Linked DNA regions of Homo sapiens: region 2 is linked to region 1. Evidence: read pairs that join two places in POLR2A ChIA-PET (ENCODE). Cell type or tissue: PC-3. All regions are shown on one strand. Links, peaks and the distances in the headings refer to the core of each region. The heading gives the core; the rest is flanking DNA. Region 1 overlaps PARN (poly(A)-specific ribonuclease). Region 2 overlaps PARN (poly(A)-specific ribonuclease).

Region 1 (2,917 bases), core at 277-2,776:
AACCAAAGCCATTTATTTTTCCTCAAAGTCTTGTTTATTTCGTTTTTGGCTCCCCAAGTTACCATGATAAAAAGAATCTCCATGAATTGGCTTGGTTTGATTACCCTCAAAGTTTAATGCACTCACTGATTTTCACAAAGTCAAAAGACAGGGCACATTAAATTACTGTGAAGCCTTGAGTCTGGTTTTTTAAGACTGGAAACAAGTGCTACTTCAGGGAAGGGACTGCTTGCCTCAAGTTGATACTGCCTTATTTAATTTCTGCCTTGTGATCTTGATTGCCACTTCTGTGGCAGCATCAAAAAACTGCTTTTTAAAGAAACCTTACAGGCCACCCACCCAGCAACCTGTACTTGGTATGCTAGCCCTGCAGCACTGCAGGGGCAGTCCACGTGCTGAGCTGTTCTAGTCTTGTGTTTGCTCTAGTTACTTTAAAGTACATTTCTCTCTGGCTTAATAGCTTGTTTATTATTATAATTTAAAATAACTTGTTGAGGTAAAAGGAAATCAGTCAACCCTTGGATGTATATTTAAGCAACTTGCCTCCTCTGTAGTAGGGTATTGGATTAGTGTTCTGTAGGGTATTGGATTAGTGTTCTGTGGCTGCTGTGACAAGTTACTGCAAGCTTGGTGGCTTAAAATACCAAGTGTTTTAGGTGAATACATCTCTCATGGTTCTGGAGGCCAGAAGTTTCAAATCAAGTCATCAGCATTGCTGAGCTCCCTCCAGAGGCTCTGGGGAAGAATCTGTCCTTGTCTCCTCTGGCTTCCAGTGGCTGCAGGCGTTCCTTGGCATCCCTCTGCTTAGGGCCACATCACTCCAGTCTCTGTCCCCATGGTCACATTGCCTCCTCCTCCTCTGTGTGTGTGTCCTCTCTGTCTCTGCCTCTCTCTTATGAGGACACATATGATGGCAGTGAGGCCCCACTTGTATAATCCCAGATAATATCATCAATCCCAGATATTATCATTTTAGTAGATGTTAATATAATAACATCTACTAAGATTCCTTTTCCAACTAAGGTAGCACTCAGAGGTTCCAGGGAGTAGAAAGTGGACATATCTTTTTGGAGGCCACCATTCAGCCCACTGTAGGCAGGTTAGTAGTAAAGTCAGCATTCTTAGCTATTTCCAGCCTTGCATTGGTCCTGGCTTGGAGCAAGTGGGTAATAGTTATTTCCAAGACTATTTAGCATTTAATTTGCAGTGTTCAAGGATTAGCAGTATACTCTAAGAAATTTGGGCTACCTATCAAATAGCTTATCGATTGAACACCTTCCACTATGCACAGTATGTCACCTGCATTGACTGTTTTTTCTAAAGGCAGCCCTCATAGATAGGGGAAAATGTGCCCATTTTAAAGCCGAGACATCTGCCTAGGGCCCCAGGAGTGGCAGAGTCAGGGATAATCAAGCCTGTGCTCCACTAAGAAGGGATTCTTCTTCCATAGCACACAGTGTCTATAAGGGACAATGCTGTAGTTGGTGGCATATCTTTTTAAGAGACAGTGTTAGTGTCTTTGAAAGAAGATTTCCGTTTCTCTCAATGTTTGGCCTGAGCACAGACTGTAAAAGATGTTGACTTAGACTGTTGGATTGTGTGGGGCTTGTTTCCTCTGACACTTTACAGTATGTTGTTTTACAGGCCCTGCAGGCATTGCCTTTGTATAATGTTTAATTTAATGTTTTTAGTTGATGTAATTTGATATGCTTCATTTGGAGACTGTTGAAATGAGCTGCTGGTTTTGTTTTTTTCTTCCTTTGTTTTTTTTTTTTTGCCTTTGTTTCTAGTGTATGTATTTAAGAAAGGATATGAGTTGGCTTCAGGACAAATGTTGAGTAACGCTCTATTTGTCAAAACAGCAAGTGGCTAGATTGAAAACTGTATTCCCCCCACCTGAGTGAAATTAAAATAACTGATGCCACAGTCACTCCCATCTAGCCAGTGGTTACCCTTATTTTACACAGGAGCCTTAGTGAGCAAAATAAATGAGCTTATTTTGTGAGAGATGTCTGCATGCTTCCTACCCTGGATGATAAAATTAGTTTTTTATAGCACATAAATATGTATAATGATGAGCCTTGCATACAGGGTTCTTATGAAGTGCTTTTACTGCTCTGCCCTGAAGGAAATACCAAGACCGTTTGCAAGTACAGTAGAGCTGCTGGTCGGTTAAGGTTTCAATTTCTCTTTAGAAGGCTTGGGACTTGGGGTGAGCCGCAGATTAATTCTGTGCTCAAATTGGGTTGAGATGAGATTGTATTCAACATTTCTGTATCCCAGTCTGTAGTGGTAGGAGAGGGGTACAATTTTACTTGGAAATCTCTTTTTTGAGAAATCGGAAGTGTAGTCTTGAGAGAAGCAGAAAGCAGATGGACACGAATGCAAATTTTTCACTCGGGGAGTGAAAATACTGAGTTCTTAGGAGGAAGGATAAAGAGTTTGGGGGCTTGAGGTTTTTCCTTTTGCTAGGAAGAGAGACCAGAATAAACTCTGTTCTTCTTTATTAACACATGTCATGACATTAGAAGTCTGTCTAGATCATCCAGGCCTGTGTGTGTGTCATTATGCAAACTAAACCTCTGTGTCCCTACACCTCTGAGGCCTCGCCTCACCCTGAGATGCTGATTCACTCGTTTTCCTGATGGTGATCACGGTGTGTGGGAGCAGGTGTGCCTGGCAAGCCCCATGCCCAGGTAGCAGCTTGCTTTGCACTACAGTCGTGGGAAGGTTGTCCTTTTGATCTCCGGCCACATGGCTCTCTTCACTGCGTGTTGTTCCTGTTGCCTTGAAAATTCGCTCTACCCAAAGCTCTTCCTCAGACAGCAACCTCATTTTTTGTATCAGGGCTCCACGCCATCACGTGAAGCTATAAGTTAATCAGCCCTTTGAGTATTATAAAAAAATGTTTCTGGGA
Region 2 (2,917 bases), core at 173-2,672, 110 kb after region 1:
AAGCTCTGGGTGTGGAGGCAAATCTTATTGATGGTCTTTCTGTGTAGGATGTTGAGGTGAAAAATTGGCTTTATAATTAATATGTCTTTTCTCTGAGGCTGATTCAGTTCCTTTATGGCTTACGCTTCTTATATCTACATGAGAACTCTGCCTAGATAAGGTCACAGAGATTTTCTCATGTTTTTTAGCAGTTTTTAATTATTCTCAGTTTTATATTAGATATATGATCTATTTCAAGTTAATTTTTATATACGGTTATGAGGCATGGGTATGAGTTTATTTTTTGCATATAGATATGCAATTATTCCAGCACTATTTTATGAAAAGTAAATTACTGAATTACAACTCCTTAGTCAAAAATCATTTGGTCATATACGTATGGGTCTATTTCTGGACACTATTCTATTCCATTGATCTATATGTCTGTTCTTTCACCAATACCATACTGTCTTGATTACTGTAGCTTTGTAGTGAGCCTTGAAATCAAATATTGTACCTTTAATCTTGTCTTTTCTATATAAAAGTTTATTCTATTCACTTTTCCACAAAAGTTTTAGTCAGTTTGTCAGTTTCTACAAAAAGTCTGCTAGCTCTTTGATTGGAATTGTGTTGAACCTGTAAACCATTTTGAGGAGAATTAACATCTTAACTACATTGAGTCTTCCAACCCATGAATGTAGTGTATCTTTTCACTTACTTGGGCTTTCTTTGATTTCTCTCATCAGTGTATTATAGTTTTCAGCATGCAAATTTTGCATATGCTATACTGGAGTTGTCCCTTAGTATTTTACCTTTTGATCTATTGTAAGTCATATATTTTTAAAGTTCCACTTCCAGTCATTTATTGCTAATATAAAGAAATATAATAGCTTTTTAATTTTGACCTTGTATTCTTAAACCAACCTTACTTACTCACTTATCAGTTCTAATAATTTATTGTAGAGTATTGGATATTTTTCGTTTGAGAAATTCTATCTACAAATAAAGACATTTGCATTTATCTCCCCAGTACAAATTTTCCCATACACATTTTCTTTCTCTTGCCTTTATTTCTCTGGCTAGGACCTCTAGTACATTGTTGAATAGAAGTTGTGAGAGCTGACATCTTTATCTTATTCCTGATCTTAGGAGGAAAGCTTTCAATCTTTCAACGTTAAATATGAATTAGCTGTAAGGTTTCAGTTTTTTTTAGAGATTGATGCTCTGATTTTCAGCTTGGGGGATACAAACCTAACTGCTGTGCTCTGGGTACAGATTGGCAGAAGGGAGCTGGACAGCCTCACTCCTCGGTATGTGGGGGATGGCTACCCCATTTCGTCAGCTCATTTCGCCTCACTGTCACTCTTCACCATTGTACCTGGTGCCGCTGAGCCTGCGGAGATCGCTTTCTCCAGAGTATAAACCTCCTATCTAGCTCCTACTGGCCTGGGGTGATACCAGTGCCCTGGCTTCCCTGGGGTAGGGGATCCTATTACAGCCTTGCTCCCTCCTGACATGGCTCCAGTCCTCATCACCTGCTCGTTTTAGGAATCTAGGGCCTGGTTGTGCTGAGATTTTGCATGGCTTAATTGGGTGAATCTGCCTTTTGTAGAGCACTCAGATTTCTGTTTCTGCCTCTATGCAGAGCTCTTTGCCACTCTTCTCCCTGCTTTTCCTCTACAAAGAGAGTGCCTGCAAGGTGAGCTGATACCCCATTCTCTGATGCTGCCTCTCCTGTTCTCTTTTCCTCCATAGGTGTTATCTTCTCTCTGCAGATAAATAGTGTGTTCAATCGCTCATGTTTAACTTCCTGGAAATTTTTAAAAAGTAGTTTATTTTCTGAAATAGTTGGCCTTTTGGTTTGCAGGGATGATGTTTTGTTTTTCTTATAGCCTTGATTATGTTACTAATTTGATTAGTAAGTCCTTTGATTGAAGTCAAAAGGTAAATTTTAGTACAAAAGTAAATTTGATCCTAGCCTCTGAAAATTTCAGATGTTCTAAATTCAGGTCCAACTAATTGTATATTGATAATATATTTTACATTTAGAAATTATTATTAATGTAGTATCTTTCATGTTTGCATCAATCTTTTCTGTGTTAAAGTGAGTTGACAATAGGGGATTGTTTGAAATATTCAAAATAGTTTCTTGTGAAAAGTATTTCTTATTGAATGCTATTGATTCTTTGTAATGTTGAACTAATTTTTTTCTTAAGCCTCGTATTCACAAGTAAGCTTTATGTCTAGGATGGAGCAGATACACAATGCATTCATGTTTTCTCTGTCTCTCTCTCTCACACACACACACACACCCACACACACACCCCCACACACACACCCCTATTCCACAAGAGATGTCCTTATTACCAGACAGCTACCATTCAGACCTTATTTAATGTTAAGTTTGTTTACAGACTCTTTTTTTTTTTTTTTTTTTTTTTTTTTTGAGACAGAGTCTCACTGTGTCCCCCAGGCTGGAGTACAATGGTGCGATATTGGCTCACTGCAACCTCCGCCTCCCAGGTTCGAGCAGTTCTCCTGCCTCAGCCTTCCGAGTAGCTGGGATTACAGGCATACACCATGATGCCCGGCTGTTTTTTGTATGTTTAGTAGAGACGAGGTTTCACCATGTTGGCCAGGCTGGTCTCGAACTCCACCTCAAGTGATCTGCCCACCTCGGCCTCCCAAAGTGCAGGGATTACAGGTGTGAGCCACTGCGCCTGGCCCCAAGACTCAAATTCTTTATTAGAAATAAGAATCCTGGTTTATCAGTGATCTCCGAGGGTTTGGCTTCTGAACTGAGCATAGGTTGTCCAACATCCTCCCCTCTCCCACCTAAATTGAGCCCCAAACACAGAAACAGTCATGCTCATGGAATTCGAATTCACCATGAAAGTTTGTGAACACAATAAAAAGGCATTTCTAGCTCCCACTTACC

The links. ChIA-PET counts read pairs that join two places held together with the same protein. Peaks named below come from ENCODE experiments on the same cell type or tissue, not always from the same donor. Only the 100,000 strongest peaks of a DNase experiment are listed, where the experiment ranks them.
Region 2: POLR2A ChIA-PET joins it to region 1 with 5 read pairs; 2 of 35 experiments call an interaction of 5 or more read pairs at or near these places.

What each region holds. Positions count from the first base shown.
Region 1 is chr16:14,564,270-14,567,186 of GRCh38, reverse strand. All of the region lies in intron 18 of PARN (poly(A)-specific ribonuclease), which reads left to right. Among named protein-coding and RNA genes, the nearest start is that of PARN, 65 kb to the left of the region's middle. In PC-3, for the core only: no CTCF peak of the experiment used is centred there; a DNase peak (open chromatin) is centred at 1,716; H3K4me3 peaks cover 589 bases; H3K27ac peaks cover 1,620 bases.
Region 2 is chr16:14,457,306-14,460,222 of GRCh38, reverse strand. The region is part of intron 22 of PARN (poly(A)-specific ribonuclease); the gene reads left to right. Among named protein-coding and RNA genes, the nearest start is that of LINC03107, 30 kb to the right of the region's middle. RefSeq lists a silencer at 1,277-1,571. In PC-3, for the core only: no CTCF peak of the experiment used is centred there; no DNase peak of the experiment used is centred there.